Linked DNA regions of Homo sapiens: region 1 is linked to region 2. Evidence: read pairs that join two places in POLR2A ChIA-PET (ENCODE). Cell type or tissue: A673. All regions are shown on one strand. Each heading gives the region's core, and the rest is flanking DNA. Links, peaks and the distances in the headings are about the cores only.

Region 1 (10,439 bases), core at 5,318-7,817, 110 kb before region 2:
CTGTATACGCAAATTAAGATGAGGTTGTTCCATTCTCTTTTAGGAGTATCTATCACTGACTGCTATTCCCAGAAAAATACATTTGGGAAGTATTATTTTAGATTATATTAGTTTGTACACCATCTTTTAACTTTCTTTTTCTGATGTCAAAAGTAAACATTTTTTGACAACATTTGAGAAAACAGGGAAGAAAATAGAAATCAGTCTCCTCACCCAGAGTTCTTGTTAATATCCACATCTATTTCTTTCAAGACCTTAATCTATGCATGTATGATTATATAAAAATATATATATATATATATTTGCTGAAGAAGGATAATTTTGGATACACATTTTCCTGTATCTCTTTTTATTTAGCGTGGTGTTGTAACATATTCCCACATAATTAAATAGTCTTTTAAACACATTATTTTTTAAGTCTGCCTTTGAATTGCTTTCAGATGTTTCCCCTCATTTATTAACTGGGAAAAAAAAATCAACCCCATAATTATGGTCATTCCTAAGGTTTGAAAAATCTAACCCTACACTTGAATTTTTGAATCAGCAAAATTAAACTTAAAAAACACACATATGGGAAAAGCTAATATTGCTGTAGATTTTAAGGTAAACCAAAAGTTCATGTATTGAATTTAATTTAATGGAGAGCAGTGGTGCTATCCATCATGAATACCAAAATGCGGCTAAAAATAACGACTGTGGTTGAGTAAGACTGCAGAAGATAGTCTAAGAACAGATGAGGAAACATGACAGCAAATTCCTCTGTAGTTTGCAAATAGACATCCGTACTCTGTTGGAAAAGTCTGGGTCTTCTGTTCCGCTAGAGAATAATATCCAATGTGTGATTTCTTTCTTTTTTCTTTTGTTTTTGTTTTTGAGATGGAGTCTTGCTCTGTCGGCCAGGCTGGAGTGCAATGATCTCGGCTCACTGAAACCTCCACCTCCTGGGTTCAAATGATTCTCCTGCCTCAGCCTCCTGAGTAGCTGGGATTACAGGCGCCTGCCACCACACGTGGCTAATTTTTGTATTTTTTAGTAGAGACGGGGTTTTGCCACGTTGGCCAGGCTGTTCTTGAACTCCTGACCTCAGGTGATCTGCCCGCCTCAGCCTCCCAAAGTGCTGGGATCACAGGCATGAGCCACCATGCCTGGCCCCAATGTGTGATTTCAATCCTGTGTTTGTGGATTAGTGGTTAGGGAAGTGGTCAAAATTGGTCATTCTAGTAACCATAAGTGAATATTTCTTCGGGAATAACCAAAGAATACAGAGAAAAAAATCTAAAGAGGAATACACTGTTGGTTTAGAGGTTCAGAAATTTATATGTCTTGATAAAAGCAGTAAATTATCTATTTTATAATTACTTTATGAAGAAATACAAAATCTGACTAGATCTACAGAAAGCCAGAGGTTCAGGTAAATGTCTCTTAGATCTTGGTTTGGTAGAAAAAGCACTGGACTGGGATTCGAAACCTGGGGGCTGGTCTTATCTTTGTCACTAAACATTCGAGTGATTTGAACAAGTTATTTCATTTATCTGAGTCTCAGATTTTTCTTCCTTAAAAAAAGGACGAAAGTAATACATGCTTATTACAAAAATTTTAAGCAATATTTAAATATATAGAGTAAAAATGTACTTTGCCTCACTCTGAGTCTACCTCATAATATAATCTCTGTTAAAAATTTGGTATATATCACTTTGTATATTTCTCTATAAGCATTTAAATATTTTTTATAAAAATGGAATCAGACTATTGTCCTCTAACTTGCTTTTTCCACTTAACAGTATATCATGGACATTCTTTCCTGCTGCAGTCTTATATTTCATGACACAGAGATACTTTCATTTATTTAACAATTCCCATCACTGATGGACACTTAGATTGACACTAGATTTTTACCATCTAAAAATTTTTCAATAAGCACAACTATACATATATCCTCATGCATATGTATTAGGATTCTTTAAGATAGCTTTCTGAAAATGGAATTGCTGGCTCATGCCTGTAATCCCAGCACTTTGGCAGGTTGAGATGGGCAGATTGCTTGAACTCATGAGTTCAAGACCAGCCTGGGCAACATGGCAAAACCCCATCTCTACAAAATATTAAAAAATTAGCCGGGTATTGTGGTACACACCTGTACTCCCAGCTCCTTGGGAGGCTAAGGTAGGAGAATCACTTGTTGAAAGGATCACTTGAGCCTGGGAGATCAAGGATGCAGTGAGCCATGATCACGCCGCTGCACTCCAGCCTGGGTGACAGAGCGAAACCCTGTTCAACATCAAATAAAGTAAATAAATAAATTTTTAAAAATAGAATTGCTGAGTCAAAGTCTATATGTATTTTAAATTTGTGGCAGGGCACGGTAGCTCACACCTGTAATCTCAGCACTTTGGGAGGCTGAGGCAGGGGAATTGCTTGAGTCCAGGAGTTTTAGACCAGCCTGGGCAACATAGCAAGACCCCATCTCTACAAAAAATCAAAAATTATCTGGGCATAGTGATACACACCTGTAGTCCCAACTACTCAGGAGGCTGAGGTGGGAAGATCACTTGAGCCTGGGAAGTCAAAGCTGCAATGAGCCGTGATTGAACCACTGCACTCAGCCCGGATGACACAGTGAGACCCTGTCTCAAAAGAACTATTGTACAGGTAGTGCCAAACTGCCCTCCAAAAATGTACAGCTTGATGTTTTCCTCAACAGGAACGAAGATGCTCCCCTTTACACCTTCACCACCACTGAATATTGTAAATCTTTTTTATACTTTGCCAATCTAATCAGTGAAAATGGAATTTTACTGAAACTTTCTTCATCTATATAATGAAGAGCTGAATAGCATGGTCTCTAAGGACGTTTACACTTCGAAAATGCTGCAGAACTGTGGAAAACATAATTGCTTTACCTGAAGACACAAATGGCTGGTGTTGCAGTGGACTCTTCTGGGCCCTTCCTGACCCATCTGTGAAGCTACAATGCCCAGACCTGAGAGTTTCTACTGCGAGTTCCAGAGGAGGTGGGGTAGAAGGCATCCAGGTAGACGAGATGTAGACAGTGCCACCTGTCAATCTTATCTGAAGTGAAGGAAGACAAATGTTGCTATTTTCAGCAAGTTTAGCTAAAATAGAGAAAACATAACACACACACACAAACACACACACACACCCAAAGTCTAAAAATATTTAATTGTTTAACACTGCTTATTATAAAGCAAGGACAGAAGCTTGGTATTTCATCTAAAAAGTTCTCGCTTTGCAAAATCCAGCATTTGGCAGGGACTCTATAAGGAACGATAATAATTGTGCTGATGAAACCATCTCAGCTAATGTCTTCTTTCTGTCTACATTTTGGACACATAGATATTGCACTAATGCTAATCTAACTTTCAGTTAGCCCTAAGGGGGACAAAAAAAGATTATGACAGAGCAATGGAAAATCTACCAGGGGAAAGTTAGTTTGATTGATGTGCCCTTCTGGCTTGAGCACGCAGTTCTTCCATTTAGTGTTACAGTGTCTTTTGAGTGGCAGTTTGGCTTAGATTTAAGACACTGGTGAGCTACCCCTAAGCTCTGCAAAGCCTTTCTTAGTTGCCATTAGTTTTTGTGTAGTGCCTTCCTTTCTGATAGCTCTTTTTATTTCATAAATTTCTTGCACAGTTTTAAAACCCTTAACACTTTTAATTTCAATCAATTATACTATAAAATGGAAGAAATTGTTTTAAAATGATATCTGTAGGGAAACTTACTGAAATGTTAACATAACACCGGTACTGAACTATTGCGATCACCACGTTACTGGTCTCTCTGTCATCAGCCTTCGCCGCTCCAACGTAACCTCCGCTCCTTGGCCAGAATCAACCACCTGCAATTTAGAACATCTTCCATTTCCAAACTCCATCACTTGCTCCAACTGGTTCCTTGGTTTTTCCTTCTAGCACACCCCATGGACTAGTGCGATCAGTCTGGTAGTTCCTCGAATGCTCTGCTTCATGTCTCTGTGCCTTTTACATGCCAACCCACTGCCCGGAATGATTTGTTCCCTGGAGTATCATACCCTGGCTTGTTTCTAGTCAACCTTTCAAGATGCAGTTCAAATGTCATCTTCCCTGGAAAGATGAACTCCCCAGGGAAGGTTGACCCCTCCATGCCCTCAATCTCTATAACCCTGATGGTTGGCATGGTTTATCTGACCTGCCTCCTTTCTGAACCAGACTCTCCTAAGGCTTCTTTCTGGCTAACCATGGGCCCTGTATATTGGCCATCTTTCTATCATTTATTAGAGTGCCAGGCATTTTGTAGAACTGTAGTTAAGGTTCATTGAATTGACTTGCCTTGAATGACATAGTGATGAATCTGAAATTACTTGAAGACTCATTTTATTGGTGATCTTGGCACAGATTACTACAAAGTACTGCTTTGTCAAATAAGCTACACTTACAAATTATGCAAACTACTAACAAATCACGTCTCTGGGAAAAATGTCAATGGGCACAGGGATCCCAAACTCCTTATTACTGGAAGAACGAGGCATGAGAGGTATCGTATCGTTATTTGTATAGTCTTCTTTGATATGCTGCTTGTACAATAACCACGGTTCCCTAAAGATTCTGAGACCTTTTGAAACATTTGAAAGCACATTCAATGAAAACACAAAACCAATGATATGTGTGAAGTATGATAGGACTCACTTTGCTAGTACCCATCAAAGTAGTTTCTTAAAGGTATACCATCATCCTTCCAACCTTCAAAATGTTCAAATAATTTTGACCTGTCCAATGTTGAAGTTTTTGGATGTGATATATCCCTCCATTTAACTTTCTGAAAGTAAAAATAATAATGGCATTAGATATAAATATATTACCCTTTAATTAAGACCTTAAATTCTTCAAAGTTTGCAATTCACTTGTAACTCAAAATTTTTACATGTACAATGACTTTTACAGACAGGTCCTCTGACATACATAATAAAAAATTTCCAAATGTCTTTATAAGTAAATTTAAAGGAGTAAATTCATTCCATTATGTCTTCTGTTATAGAAACCTGGCTCTTAGAACTGAATGTCTTCTTCAAAGTAAGCCCTTAGATTTCAGTCTAAAAAAAAAGTCTTTAAAATAGCATAAACCAAAATGTGCATTGGTATTTAAATAATTGTTAATATATAGTCTCTAGCAAGTAATTTATGTGGAGCCATTTATGGGAAAGAAATTTAAACTATATATATCAAGGTTTAAATATTAGAGGCTGATTTAAAAGGGAAAATGACATCATGTAAAAAAATCATGGGTACCAATAGATAAATTAGAAAAAGAATCCTTGATTATTTTTGTTTAAAACTGTCAAACTATTGTTTTTATAAGTTTATGTTTAAATATATATACTTACATAAATTGTATTTATACTTAGCTGTATATAACCATATATTTTTAAAATTCACCATCCCATACAGTCTTTAACAAGCCAGCTATGGAATGCTGGCTTGTTAAAGACTTCCAGAAATGAGGCCAGACACGGTGGCTCACGCCTGTAATCCCAGCACTTTGGGAGGCTGAGGCATGTGGATCACTTGAGGTCAGGAGTTCAAAACCAGCCTGGCCAACGTGACGAAACCCTGTCTCTACTAAAAATACAAAAATTGCCGGATGTGGTGGCAGGCACCTGTAATCACAGCTACTTGGGAGGCTGAGGCAAGGAGAATTGCTTGAACCCGGGAGGCAGAGGTTGCAGTGAGCCGAGATTGTGCCACTGCACGCCAGCCTGGGTGACAGAGTAAGGCTCTGTCTCAGAAAAAAAAAAAAAAAGATTTCCAGAAATGGAATCAGTAAATTCATGGGTATGAACATATGTTGAGTCCTTGACGCATAGTTCCAAATTGCTTCTGAAAGGTTGATACCACTTTATACTATCACTGGTAATGCATGAAAATATGAATTAAAATATGCCTTTTCCAGGAATAAATAATATTACTTTAAATAATATTACTAAATCTTAAATTATCATTATGAAATAATAAATAACATTACTTTATAAAACTATTGCTTTAAAAATTTTCTAATTTCTTTGGTATAAAATGCATTATTCTAATCTACAAATTATTCTTTACATTATTCTTTCTAACAGGGTTGAACATTTTCCTGTAAATTTAATAGTTAGATTTGTTGTATGTGAATCTTTTGGTTATTGTTTTGGCAGTTTATTAAAATCTTAGTGTTTTTAATTATTATTATGGGATATGTATTATATTATACATGTATTATATTATATTATTATGTGATATGTATTATATACATACAAATAAGCATATGTAATATCCTTTTATCTTCTACATTTGTTGTTTTCTACTCTATTGCTTGTCTCTTCAATTTGTTTAATTTGTTTATGCACTATTTTAAAAAGTAGAACATACTTGAATTTTTAGTTTATATGTAGTTACATCTGCTGATCTTTTCCTCAATATTTTTTTTTCTGAAACTTCTAGGACGTCGTCTCTCATAGTCTCCTTAAAATTGATAAACATGCAATTCTATTATTTCTTCTTTTTCTACTATTTAAGTTTTTATCTAACTTCTTTAGCATTTTGAGTATAATGAGCTTCAAGGTCGTTTTTTCCCTGTTTCTTGTGTGGGTGCTTATTGAGTTGTTTGGATATATGGATTGGTCATTTTTTTTCAAGTCTGGAAAATGGCCATTTTCTCCTTAAATATATTTTGTCCCCCCGCCTCTTTTGGGCACTCCAGTTACACATAGATTAGTCCATTGAAGTTGTCCCACAATTTATTGTTGCTTAGTTTATTTCAAAAAAATTCTCTTTTCTCTGTGTGTTTGTATGTTTCATTTTGGATAGTTTCTATTGCTATGCTTTCAACTTCACTAATATTTTCCTCTATAATATCTACTTTGCTATTCTTCTCATCTAGTGTATTTTTCATCTCATACATTATAGTTTTCTTCTATGGTAGTTCAATGTAGTTCTCTTTAAAAAAACCTTCCATGTTTCTATTTAACTTTTTGAACATGTGGAATATAGTTATACTAATTGTCTTTGTTGACTAATTCTAACACCTGTGTCAGTTCTGGGTCCGTTTCAATGGGTGCTTCTCCTCATGATGGTAGTATTTTCTTAGGTTTGTGCATGATTTGTAATTTTTTTATTGGATCCCAGACACTGGGGAATTTTACCTTGTTGGGTGTTGGATATTTTTGTATATCCTACAGATAGATATTCTTGAGCATTGTTCTAGAATGTGGCTAGGTCTTGAAAATGGCTTTATCTTTCAGGTTTTGCTTTGAGATGTATTAGGTGGGTCCAGAGCAGTGCTCAGTCTAGAGCCAATTATTCCTCACTTGTGAGGCCAGACCCTTCAGTATACTTTGCACAACACTGTGAATCATGAGATTTTCAATCTCACTGGTAGGAACAGGCTCTATTCCCAGCTCTGTGAATGTAGGTATTGCTTCCTCTAATCCTTTCAGATGGTTCTTTCCTCAGCTTTGGGTAGTGTTCCCACAAGGAAGACCTGACTAGTACTCGGCTGAATATTCTTCAGCTCAGAGGGTTGATTGTGCTTTGCCTGGGTTTCCTCCTTGGGCTGTCTGGAAACTCTCCCAAGGCAGTAAACTGGGGCACTCCTAGGCTCACCTCATTTATTTCATATCTGTGTGGGCTCACTAGTAACTTAGTTGCCTGATGATAGAGTCTTAAAAACTATTGTTTCATATATTGCATCCATTTTTTGGTTACTTCCAATGGGAGAATAAATATGATCTCTGTTATTCCATCCTGTTCAAAACCGTAATTTATTTAGGTACTCTGGATTCCATTCTTGTGTATAGATTGAGATGGATATCTATTGTTGTATTTTTATTCCACCAAAATTACTTAACTTAATTAGTGTTAATTACTTAACATTAATTAGTGAACATTTTCTTCCCTGATGGTTTTTTATTTCTTTATTTTTGAGACAGAGTCTCACTGTCACCCAGGCTGGACTGCAGTGGTACAATCTCAGCTCACTGCAATCTCCACCTCCCGGTTTCAAGCAATTCTCCTGCCTCAGCCTCCCCAGTGGCTGGGATTACAGGCGCCGGTCACCATAACCAGCTAATTTTTGTATTTTTAGTAGAGACATGGTTTTGCCATGTTGGCCAGGCTGGTCTCAAACTCCTGACATCAGGTGATCCGCCCACCTTGGTCTCCTGAAGTGCTGGGGTTACAGGCGTGAGTCACTGCACCCGGCCCTGATGGTTTTTTTATGCTTCTTTTGTGCTATATTAAATACTCACATATATTGGAGTCCATTTCTGAATTAACTATTTGGTCCTGGGGATCTATTTGTCAGTTTTTACCCTGGAACTATACTCCTTTACCTTCCGCTGCTTTGCCACATATTTTTAATATCTGATAATGCTAATATACCCTGTTATATTTTTCCATTAAATGTTTCTCCGAGAATTTTTTAAAGGTATTCTACTATACTTATCCTTTTATATATACTTTGGAATCATTTTGTCAAATTTAAAAAACCACTCTGGGATTTTTCTTGAGACTGAATTAAATATGTAAATTAACTTAGGGTTGGCAAATAAGCATTTTACACGTTAGTTTTCCTATCCAGGAACATAATATAACAATCCATCTGATATAACAATCCATCTTCTCCACTCACTCAAAAATCTTTTGTTTTAATTTTCCATAAGGTTTTATAGTTTTATTCATGAAGATCTTCTTATAAGTTTAATTTACTCTCAGGTACTCTGTGTGTGTGTGTGTGTGTGTGTGTGTGTGTGTGTGTGTGTGTGTGTTGCTATTGGAAATTGGCTCTTTTTCTGGTCAGCTTATTTTCCTACAGTTGTAGATAAATGTTGGCAGCACATTATATATGTATCTGTGTGTGTATATTTGCGCTGCCTAGTTTCCTATATTCCATACTGATTCCAGCTGTTTATAGAATGGAATCCTTGGCTTTTCTAGGTATATAATCATGTAACTAGGAAATACTGATATCTTTGTCTCTTTCTTCCAATAACCCACATAAAACTAGACTGGCTTACTGGGTCTCGAAACCAGCCACAACATAGAATTTCACTATAAAAAATACTAGTGGCTGGGCACGGTGGCTCACACCTGTAATCCTAGCACTTTGGGAGTTTGAGGCAGGCAGATCACTTGAGGTCAGGAGTTTGAGACCAGCCTGGCCAACATGGTGAAACTCCTTCTTTACTAAAAATACAAAAATTATCCTGGGGTGGTGGTGGGCACCTGTAATCCCAGCTTCTTGGGAGGCTGAGGCAGGACAATCTCTTGAACCTGGGAGGTGGAGGTTGCAGTGAGCTGAGATCATACCACTGGTGGACAAGAGTGAAACTCCATCTCAAAAGAAAAAAAGAAATACTAGTCACTCTCAAATAGAACTAAAAATAAATTGAAATTTTCACATAAGTCTTTTAAGAATACCTAAGGAAGAATCCAAACATAAAACAAAAATCTTTTTTTCTCTCTATTTCCTATCCATCTAGTATGTAATATTATCTCACACAGGGAGTTGCCCTTCTCTCCAACTTCCTCCCAAAACTCTTTCTGTCCCAAATTTCCCTTCAAAACCATCTCACATAGAACCAAGTCCTTTGTCCCTCATCTCCTCCCCAAAACTGTCCTGGATAATTCTTTGCTACCATATTTATATGATAAATATGCTGGTTTCACCTGCTGGCTTTCCCAGTTCTCTACTTCACCATTGCCCTCATCAATAAGAAGTGTCCCCAGTGGCAAATAGTCAATAGAAGCTAACTTAGAATGTGGTGAGGATGAGAGAAGAAAGGGATTCAGGCTACCCACATCTAAATTTAATGTATTTATTAAACAATGACTTTGAATGATTCTCATTAGCCAAGAATATCTAAATATTGTTAAGTCCTGTAGTTCTCTAAACAACCTTCGAAGGCATTATTTTTATGGCATTTTTATGACACATGGAAGCTTTCATGAACCAATTTTTAGATAATTGTATATAATTTTCCATTTTAAAAAGTGTGAAAACTGATACTTCCATGAGGCAACTGGGGATACCCTGAATGCCCTCTGGGGTCAGGAAAATGCTTTGGTGCCACCTGCCGGTTTCCAAAGATGTTTCAGGAACTTGCTCCTGTTGATTTCCAAATCTTTTTTTTTTTTTTTAATTCCTAGCTCCCTCCCAGTACATTTCAAAATAACCAAAAAAAAAAAAAAAAAAAAAAATTATAAATTTTTTGGTAGCAAGAGCACAAGTGCTCAAGCTTATAAAAATGCAAATAAATTTGTTTGGGATGCAATATGACGAAACACATACTTCTCAATCATTTAACTAGTCAATTTTTTTTAGCATATTGCCAAAATGTAGATTTCATATGTTGACTTTACATTGCTAATTACACACATCCTATTTCTTTTCTCGTTATTTTTCTTTCTTTC
Region 2 (10,439 bases), core at 3,231-5,730:
ATGCATGCCATAGTGGCCAGTTTTTACTGGATTGCCAGATTTTCTTTCTTTCTTTTTATTTTTGAGAAGAAGTCTTTAAAAAAAGTAAAAGAGAGAGAGATGAAGTCTTGCTCTGTCACCAGGCTGGAAGGCAGTGGCTCAGTCTCGGCTCACTGCAACCTCTATCTCCCAGATTCAAGCAATTCTCCTGCCTTAACCTCCCTAGTAGCTGGGATTACATGCGCCTGCCACCACGCCCAGCTAATTTTTGTATTTTTAGTTGAGAGGGGGTTGCACCACGTGGGTCAGGCTGGCCTCAAACTCCTGACCTCAAGTGATCCGCCTGCCTCGGCCTTCCAAAGTGCTGGGATTACAGGCACGAGCCACTATGCCCGACCAATTGCCAGATTTTCACCAGCTCTTTTTTTAATACAAATATTGTTTTCTCAATGATGTAACTAATGGTGGCACATAAAAAGTCAGAAAAATATTTTCTGTTGATTGAAATGTTTATTTCATCACAAATTTTTCTTACGTTCAGCCTAATTTTTTTAGGTTATTATTTTTCTGTGGGTGCCTAATTTTTCCCTAGTTATGAATAAAAATCTATATAAGAGAAAAAGTTTCACTTTAGCCTCCGTTTCACTGGAGCTAATTTGACGGATCTTGAAGAACAGATGCGTGATAGTGAAAGACTGATAGGACATTGTCTTCTGAGTTGAGCAAGTGCTTCCTGGTAGCAGAGATGAACTTTCAAATCTGCTTGATTAAGCAAGAAATCATCTTGGTTTGACAGCCACAAACACTCAGGAACCCTGTGCCCCACATGCGATGGAGCCCCACACGCGATGGGGCACAAGATTTTAATCTATGGAACAAATTCATCAAAAACCATTAATATATGGTCGGGCGCAGTGGCTCACACCTGTAATCCCAGCACTTTGGGAGGCCGAGGCAAGCGGATCACTTGCGGTCAGGAGTTCAAGACCACCCTGGCCAACATGGTGAAACCCCATCTCATCTCTACTAAAAAAAAAAAAAAAAAAATTAGCCGGGCATGGTGGCGCATGCTGGCAGTCCCAGCTACTCAGGAGGCTGAGGCAGGAGAATCGCTTGAACCCAGGAGGTGGAAGTTGCTGTGAGCTGAGATAGTGCCATTGCACTCCAACCTGGGTGACAGAGCAAGACTCCATCTCAAAAAAAAAAACACAAAAAAATTAGTATAATCAGGGAAGACGTCGATGGGCCAGATTAGTCTGTGATTTAGCTGTTGGGAAGAGTTTTGTAGGACCCTTGAGGGTGATTTTAGGAAAATGAGTCATGAAAAAAAATCACCCCAGTTAGCACTGGGGCTTGGCACTGGAGACCACCGTCTCTCTTGCCTCCTATTCTTCCTTATCCATCATTGAATGTTCAGCCAACACTTATTAACATGCCCATTCTGTAGGCACTGGGGACAGGGGTGTACAAAGGGATCTAACCACCACTCAGAATCAGAAACATTTAAGTTGGGAATATTGTCGAAACTCTGCCACCATGGGTTTAGACCAAAGAGCTACCCCTCCTGGTGGAGATTCCCAACTATGCAAAGGACCTTCAGGGAGAAGAGCCTGAAGGAGTAAAGGACGTGCCATCCCCAGATATGCCAGATGGGGGGTATTGATTATTTTGAGTTGAAAACACTGAAGAAATTGTAGTTTCAGGAAGGGCGGGCTGACCTGTCTCTTCCTGCATGCAGTAAGTGATAAAGGTTGCTCTGGGAGGCGTGCCCTGTCCACACCAGAGCGAGAAAATACTCCTTATCGTAGAGGCTACAATGGACCAGAGTAAACATGTTTAATGAACTAGCCCTTATCTTTCACCTGTTTTACACACCCTTCCTCATATATGTCCTAGTGATTCTCCTAGAAAATTTACTGCCTGGCTAGATTTTCTTTGTCCTATCATTTCTTCTCCAATTTTTTGGCTCTTTTTCTAAAAATGTATAAAAGCACCTTGCTTTGGCCACCTCTTCGGACTTTGCCCTTGTGCAGATTCCCAAGTACATATAAAAGCAATAAAATCTGTATACTTTTCTCTTGTTAATCTGCCTGGTGTCAATTTGATTTCTAGATCCAGCTGAAGAGCCCACTAAAGGGTGATCTCCAGCTCCGCTACAAGGCACTGGCCATAGATGATGAGGAAGCTGGGTTGTTTCTGGGAACAGAACCATCAGCTTGTGTAGGATCTGGAGTGAGGTTCTAAGCCCCCATTTGACTTTTCAGCACTTCAGGCAGTTAGTGTATTGGTTTAACTCTAGCAGTGATCAGGCGATTCTTGAGATCATGTATACAAAAGAGTAACTATGAAGCAAGACAGCCCCATTCCCTGTGAATATTCTTCAAGGAAAAATCCCAAAGATTTGAGAAACAAAATTGTGCATGGGCACTCCTGCAGTCATTTAAAGCTGGATTCATTTAGAAACTAAATGTTTTGAAAGAGGTGGAGGCAATGAACCTTATAACCTAATATAACCCCAAACCAAACACCCAAATGTCTTCTTCCTTTCAACTTCTGCCAACCCTCAGTGACAAACTATAGGAAGGGGGACATAAAATGTAATTTTATCCCAACAAAGATCAAAAAAGACAAAGATGGGCATTACATAATGGTAAAGGGAGCAATTCAACAAGAAGAGCTAACTCTCCTAAATACATATGCACCCAATACAGGAGCACCCAGATTCATAAAACAAGTTTTTAGAGACCTACACAGAGACTTAAACTTCCACACAATAATAGTGGGAGACTTGAATACCCCACTGTCAATATTAGACAGATTAACGAGACAGAAAATGAATAAGGATATTCAAGACTTGAGCTCAGCTCTGGATCAAGTGGACCTAATAGATATCTACAGAACTCTCCCCCCCGAAATCAACAGAATATGTATTCTTCTCAGCGTCACGTGGCACTTACTCTAAAATCGACCACATAATTGGAAATGAAACATTCCTCAGCAAATGCAAAAGAACTGAAATCGAAACAGTGTCTCAGACCACAGCACAATCAAATTAGAACTCAGTATTAAGAAACTCACTCAAAACCACATAACTACATGGCAATTGAACAACCTGCTCCTGAATGACTCCTGGGTAAATAATAATGAAATTAAGGTAGACATCAAGAAGTTCTTTGAAGCCAATGAGAACAAAGGCCTGCGGCCAGACATCAGGGTCCTTCTCTGTGTTAGTGCAGTGAGCACTTAATTTCACTGTTTGGACATTTTCCTTGGTTATCTGTCTGTGTAGCCACAGATATCAAAAGAACCTAAACTCCTCCAGCCACCTCCCCAGACCCTATCCCATGAAACTCACACTCTTCTTTCTAGGATGGCCCCCGCCCCACCACCCTGTGGCAAAGTAAAATGTTGCTTTAAAAGACAGAAGCTCCAAACCAGCTAATACTTAAAATCTGTGTACCATCCCATCTTCATTTGGGAATAAGTAGCTTTAAAGTTAAGTTACAAGACTGGGCCGGGCGCGAGGGCTCACGCCTGTAATCTCAGCACTTTGGGAGGCTGAGGCGGGTGGATCACGAGGTCAGAAGATCGAGACCATCCTGGCTAACACGGTGAAACCCCGTCTCTACTAAAAATACAAAAAAAATTAGCTGGGCATGGTGGCGGGCGCCTGTAGTCCCAGCTACTCGGGAGGCTGAGGCAGGAGAATGGCGTGAACCCGGGAGGCGGAGCTTGCAGTGAGCCGAGATGGCACCACTGCACTCCAGCCTGGGCAATTGAGCGAGACTGTCTCAAAAAGAAAAAAGATACTAGCCTGAGCAACATATTGAGACCCCTGTCTCTACAAAAGTAAAAATAAAAATAAAAAATTACTCGGGGTGGTGGCATGCGCCTGTAGTCCCAGCTACTCGGGAGGCTAAGGCAGGAGGATCACTTAAGCCTGAGAGGTCAAGGCTGCAGTGAGCTAGGACTGCACCGCTGCACTTCAGCATGGGTGACAGAGCAAGACCCTGTCTCTAAAAACAACAACAACCACAAAAACAAAACCTACACGCATTTGCTTGAGATCTTAGCCCTTTGGAGCTATTCAGGCAAAAATTAAAATTTTTGATTTTATAAGATTCCTAATGTCTGTCTCTGCTAGAATACAAAGCTGCATGGCTCATAAAATTAGTTAAGAAATCTGTCATCTTTAGGTATACTAATTTTGTCCCAAGCTAGTCCAATGTGTGTTCTACACATTTGTCACTTCTTTTGGGCTGACCTACATTGGCAAGATTATACAATGCATGTGTATGCATAGGAAAATAATGACCTCATCCTAAAATATAGTACTGTGATAAGCAGGCTTCACAGCTAGGGAGGTATTTATTTAAGTATCTAGCACAGCAGAACTACACTCTAGCTAATCTGTGAGGGAGGATATCATGTCCAAATGTTTAACATTCTTTCTGGCTATTTAATCTAATTTAGAATTCTTGGCTTTGGCAGCAGAGCACCCTGCCAAGAGATATAGCAAGCCCTAGCAAAACGCCTGGCTCCACTCTACCCACTAGTGTGGGCAGGAGGCTTCATGGCTTCCCTAAATGGCCCTAGATTCCTCTTCCACCTTCATTCCTCTCTGCCAACCTTGAAATGTAATGTTTTATTTCATCAAACCAAAATTCAGCACTGGGCCTGAGGATCTGCCCAATTTACACCTTGATTTCTGTCTGGCCCATACTTGCTCCTGCCTTTTTTTTTTTTTTTTTTAAGATGAAGTCTCGCTCTGTCACCAGGCTGGAGGGCAGTGGTGCAATCTCGGCTCACTGCAACCTCCACCTCCCGGGTTCAAGCAATTCTTCTGCCTCAGCCTCCCGAGTAGCTGGGATTACAGGCTCATGCCACATGCCCAGTTAATTTTCGTATTTTTAGTACAGACAGGGTTTCACCATGTTGGCCAGGATGGTCTCGATCTCTTGACCTCGTGATCCGCCCACCTTGGCCTCCCAAAGTGCTGGGATTACAGGCGTGAGCCACCACGCCCGGCCTGCTCCTGCCTTTAATTGAGCAAGGTGAGCTGTGGCCCCTCTGCTCATTAACATACTGCTTGCTTAGGGAATTTGGTCAGGAGCCACCAACGCAAAGACATTTAATTGCGATTGTACTTTCTTTTCTTTTTTTTTTTTTTTGAGACAGGGTCTCACTCTGTCATCCAGGCTGGAGTGCATCGATCATGTCTCACTGCAGCCTCATCCTCCTGGGCTCAGAGGATCCTTCCACCTCAGCCTCCCAAGTAGCTGGGAACACAAGCATGCACCAACCTGCCCGGCTAACGATTTTTATTTTTTGTAGAGATGGGGCCTCCCCATGTTACCCATGGTGGTCTCGAACTCCTGGGCTCAAGCGATCCCCTGCCTCGGCTTCCCAAAGTGCTGGGATTACAGGCATAAGCCACCGCACCAGGCATTGCAATTTCACATTTAATTGGATATACAATTCCTGTTCTGCTCATGAAACCTGAGCGAGCCTTTAGACATTTCTAACATTGGATAAATTACTCGTTTCATTCAACTAGAAAATCCAAGGGCTGCTTTCCATTGCAATGGAGTTTTTGTAGTTATTTGCTATTTTTAATAAAACCATTTTTACTATACATTTTTTAATACAAAGCCAATGCGTATTTTCACTATAGAAACAATGTAGAAACAAAAGAAACACTATTGAGTATCAATAGTCCCTCTCACCCAGGGCAACCACAAAGAATGAACATCTTTATATGTCATTAAAAATATTGTACTTTTGGCTGGGCATGGTGGCTCACACCTGTAATCCCAACACTTTGGGAGGCCAAGGCAGGCGGATCATAAAGTCAGGAGTTCGAGGCCAGCCTGGCCAACATGGGGAAACCCCGTCTCTACTAAAAATACAAAAATTAGCCAGGCGTGGTGGTGGGTGCCTGTAATCCCAGCTACTCGGGAGGCTGAGGCAGGAGAATCGCTTGAACCCGGGAGGTGGAGGTTGCAGTGAGCTGAGATCGAGCCATAGCTCTCCGGCCTGGGTGACAGAGCAACACTCTGTCTCAGAAAAAAAAAATATATATATATATATTAAAAATATTGTACTTTTTCTGTAACGTTATTTTTTTCTGTTTTTTTTTTTTTCTTTGAGACAGGGTCTTGCTCTGTCGCCCAGGCTGGAGTGCAGTGGTGCGATCTCAGTTCACTGCAGCCTTGACCTCCTGGGCTCAAGCCTCCCAAAGCGCTGGGATTATAGGCAGCTTTGGGAGCTGCCACCACACCCGACCTGCAACATTTTTAATGTGTAGAATTCTGTGAATGAATCCAACTTCGGCAAATTTTTTTTTCTTTTCTTTTTTTTAATCAAGGAAGTGGAGACAAGATGTGAAGGGGTGGCCTGCCCCTCCACACCTGTGGATATTTCTAGTCAGGTGGGACGAGAGACTGAGAAAATAAATAAAACACAGAGACAAAGTATAGAGAAACAACAGTGGGCCCAGGGAACCGGCGCTCAGCATACCAAGGACCTGCACCGGCACCATCTCTGAGTTCCCTCAGTTTTTATTGATTATTATCTTCGTTATTTCAGCAAAAAGGAATGTAGTAGGAGAGCAGGGTGATAATAAGGAGAAGGTCAGCAACGAACATGTGAGCAACAGAATCTACGTCATAATTAAGTTCAAGGGAAGTTACTATGACTGGACGTGCACGTAAGCCAGATTTATGTTTCTCTCCACCCAAACATCTCGGTGGAGTAAAGAATAACAAGGCAGCATTGCTGCAAACATGTCTCGCCTCCCGCCATAGGGCGGTTTTTCTCCTATCTCAGAATTGAACAAATGTACAATCGGGTTTTATACCAAGACATTCAGTTCCCAGGGGCAGGCAGGAGACAGTGGCCTTCCTCTATCTCAACTGCAAGAGGCTTTCCTCTTTGACTAATCCACCTCGGCACAGACCCTTTACAGGTGTTGGGCTGGGGGATGGTCAGGTCTTTCTCATCCCACGAGGCCATATTTCAGACTACCACATGGGGAGAAACCTTGGACAACACCCCGCTTTCCAGGGCAGAGGTCCCTGCGGCTTTCCACAGTGCCTTGTGCCCCTGGTTTATTGAGACTAGAGAATGGCGATGACTTTTACCAAGTATACTGCTTGCAAACATTTTGTTAACAAGGCACGTCCTGCACAGCCCTAGATCCCTTAAACCTTGATTTCATACAACATATATTTTTGTGAGCTCCAGGTTGGGTCAAAGTAGTTGGGTCAAAGTGGCTGGGGCAAAGCTACAAATTAACAACATCTCAGCAAAGCAATTGTTTAAAGTACAGGTCTTTTTCAAAATGGAGTCTCTTATGTCTTCTGTTTCTACATAGACACAGTAACAGTCTGATCTCTCTTTCTTTTCGCTACAAAGATGGGCATCGTTTTTTTTAAAGAACATCATCTTTTCTAGGTCTTACAAATATTTACTCTGAACTTTTCAATTCTTGTAATGTAGGAGTAGTCTGGTTTTAGAAAAATCATGTAATCATAGCAGTATTTCAAGGTCCCTCAAAGCATGTGGAAATGCCTTCCACAAAAGTACTACATACACCTTTAGTTGGTGAAGCTGTGGGTGATGAAAGATATGTGGCTTGTTCTTTAAAATTTATATGTTTCAGCGGCTCATTTGTAACTGCATCAATAAGGTAGCTTATATAACCATTTATTTTATTTTATTTTATTTTATTTTTTTGAGATTGTGAGATGGAGTTTTGCTCTTGTTGCCCAGGCTGGAGTGCAGTGGTGCCATCTCAGCTCACTGCAACCTCCACCTCCTGGGTTCAAGTGATTCTCCTGCCTCAGCCTCCTGAGTACCTGGTATTACAGGAATGCACCACCACGCCCGGCTAATTTTTTGCATTTTTAGTAGAGACGGAGGTTCACCATGTTGGCCAGGCTGGTCTCGAACTGCTGACCTCAGGTAATTCACCCACCTCAGCCTCCCAAAGTGCTGGGATTACAGGCATGAGCTACCGTGCCCAGCCTATATAATTGTTTTAAAGAAACAACTGTTTTCCTGTAATCCCAGCACTTTGGGAGGCAGAGGTGGGTGGATTACCTGATGTCAGGAGTTCGAGACCAGCCTGACCAACATGGACCAAACTCGGCAACAAGAGCAAAACTCTGTCTCAAACAAACAAACAAACAAAACAACAAACAAACACTGTTTTCTTCAAAACAATAGTATGAAATCAAGTAGCTGTTTAAGAACTTTTAGTATTTCAGACCATGGAACAAAAATTTGAGACCACGACCATGGGCAGTTCTAGTGTCCCTGTCATTCCAAGCGTCTTCTTCCTACGCGGTCCTGTTGCGTTTGGCATTTTGCGGTGCTCTCTCTAGGCTTTTGCTGAGTGCTATGGGAGTGTGGGGCCTGGGACAGAGACTAGCCCTTGGGGAGCTGGCCCAGGCATCCCAGGGGAGGGGGAAACCCCAGTCGAAACATAACATTCCTGTGACCTGGAGATCCTGCCATAAAGCAATCTAAAGTGACCTCCGGAAAGAGGAAGTGGGTGCGCGGAAGGATGTGAGCTGGCGAAGCAGCCTGCCTTCTCCGTGGGAAGCCAGCATTCACTGCTCAGCTTTTTTTCTTCCCCGAAGCTCCAAAGGCTGAGCTTGTTTGTTTGCTTTTCTCAATCTGCCACCTACGTTGCACCCACAATCCTCTGTGGAATGCAGTCGGTCCAGGGCTCCCTCCAGCTTTCTGCCCATCCCACACTCCCACCCAAGCCCCCCACCTCCACCCCTCAAGCATACAGATCCTCATCTTTTTATTTCTTCCTCCTTCCCTCCCTCTCTCCCTCCTTCATTCCCTCCCTCTGTCCCCCTTCTTTCTTTCTTCTTCCTTTCCTCCCCTCCCACCTTCCTTCCTTCCTTTCTCTCTTTCTTTTCTTTCTTCTTTTCTTTTCTTTCTTTCATTTCTTCTTTCTTTCCCTTTTTCTGTTTTTCTTTTCTTTTTTCTTTTTCTCTCCTTTCTTTCTCTTTCTCTTTCTTCTTTCTTTCTTCTTTCTTTTTTCACTCAGCTCACTCTAGGGAAACAGACAGGAAAAATAACAAGCAAAGGTGAAATTATAAACATTCCAGAAGTCTTACAGTGTCCTCATGACTGTCATTTCCAAACGTGTGCTCTTCACACACATTTGCCAGACTCCCGGGTTGGAATGCTGGTTTCACCACCTGCTAGTAACAGGGCCTTAGGCAAGCAACTTACTCTTTCTGTGCCTCAGTTTTCCCACCTCTAAAGTGGGGATAAGAAGAGGACTTACCTCATAAAGGTAAGGTCTAAATGAGTTAACATATGGAACATATGTAAAAATGTGGAGTAACTCCCATGGGAGAACATTAACTATTATTGCTTTTAAAATTCTGGAAATCCCACAGCCTTTTTGGTTTGAATATGACTTTTACTCCCGAGGAACCAAGTAGAACAATAGATAGGAATTACTTAAGTGCCATAATACTTGGATCTCAGAGATACCCCAGAATATCTTCCATAGTAACAGAAAGTCAAGGTAGGTTCTACCTTGACCTAACATTACTCTTTTTCTTTTCTTTTTGAGACTGGGTCTTGCTCTGTCACCCAGGCTGGAGTGCAGGGGCATGGTCAGAGCTCACTGCAGCCTCAACCTCCTGGGCTCAAGTGATCCTCCCACATCAGTCACCCAACCCAAGTAGCTGGGACTACAGGCCCATGCCCCCATGCCTGGCTAATTTTTAATTTTTTGTAAAGACAGGATTTCACTATATTGCCCAGGCTGGTCTTGAACTCCTGAATTCAAAGATCTTTCTGACTCAGCCTCCCAAAGCGCTGGGATTACAGGCATGTGCCAGGACGCCCCGCCTCATTTTCGCTGTATTTTATCTAGGTCTTTCCCAGTAAAATTTGATACCTTAAGAGAAAACCATCCATAGGGGTGGCAGGCAGTGGAAACGTAGTTTTTGACTCAAGTTATACAACATAGGTAATTGTTATCCCAACCAATTACGGGGATTTACACGGACATTTAAGCTAGCTCTAGAAATGGACACTAGATTGCTCAGGTGAAAGCAGTCTTACATTTTAAAGACTCATGGCATTTAACCTCTCTAGATGTTTTGCAAAGTATTTCTTCATCCCTGTGCCAATTGTTCTGTTTTGTAATATGGAGAATAAAAAAATACAACTTCACATGAGTAGGTCTCTGAATTAATTTTTTTTTTTTTTTTGAGACAGAGTCTTGCCCTGTCGCCCAAGCTGGAGTGCAATGGCACAATCTCAGCTCACTGCAACTTCCACCTCCCGGGTTCAAGCGATTCTCCTCCCTCAGCCTCCCGAGTAGCTGGGATTACAGGCGCCCGCCACCACACCCGGCTAATTTTTGTACTTTTAGTAGAGACGGGGTTTCACCATGTTGGCCAGGCTAGTCTTGAACCCTT

Evidence for each region. ChIA-PET counts read pairs that join two places held together with the same protein. Peaks named below come from ENCODE experiments on the same cell type or tissue, not always from the same donor. Only the 100,000 strongest peaks of a DNase experiment are listed, where the experiment ranks them.
Region 1: POLR2A ChIA-PET joins it to region 2 with 5 read pairs; 8 of 35 experiments call an interaction of 5 or more read pairs at or near these places.

What each region holds. Positions count from the first base shown.
Region 1 is chr1:236,608,983-236,619,421 of GRCh38, reverse strand. No RefSeq gene overlaps it. Among named protein-coding and RNA genes, the nearest start is that of HEATR1, 9.7 kb to the right of the region's middle. In A673, for the core only: no CTCF peak of the experiment used is centred there; no DNase peak of the experiment used is centred there.
Region 2 is chr1:236,501,451-236,511,889 of GRCh38, reverse strand. No RefSeq gene overlaps it. Among named protein-coding and RNA genes, the nearest start is that of LGALS8, 17 kb to the left of the region's middle. RefSeq lists an enhancer at 8,427-8,721. In A673, for the core only: no CTCF peak of the experiment used is centred there; a DNase peak (open chromatin) is centred at 4,429.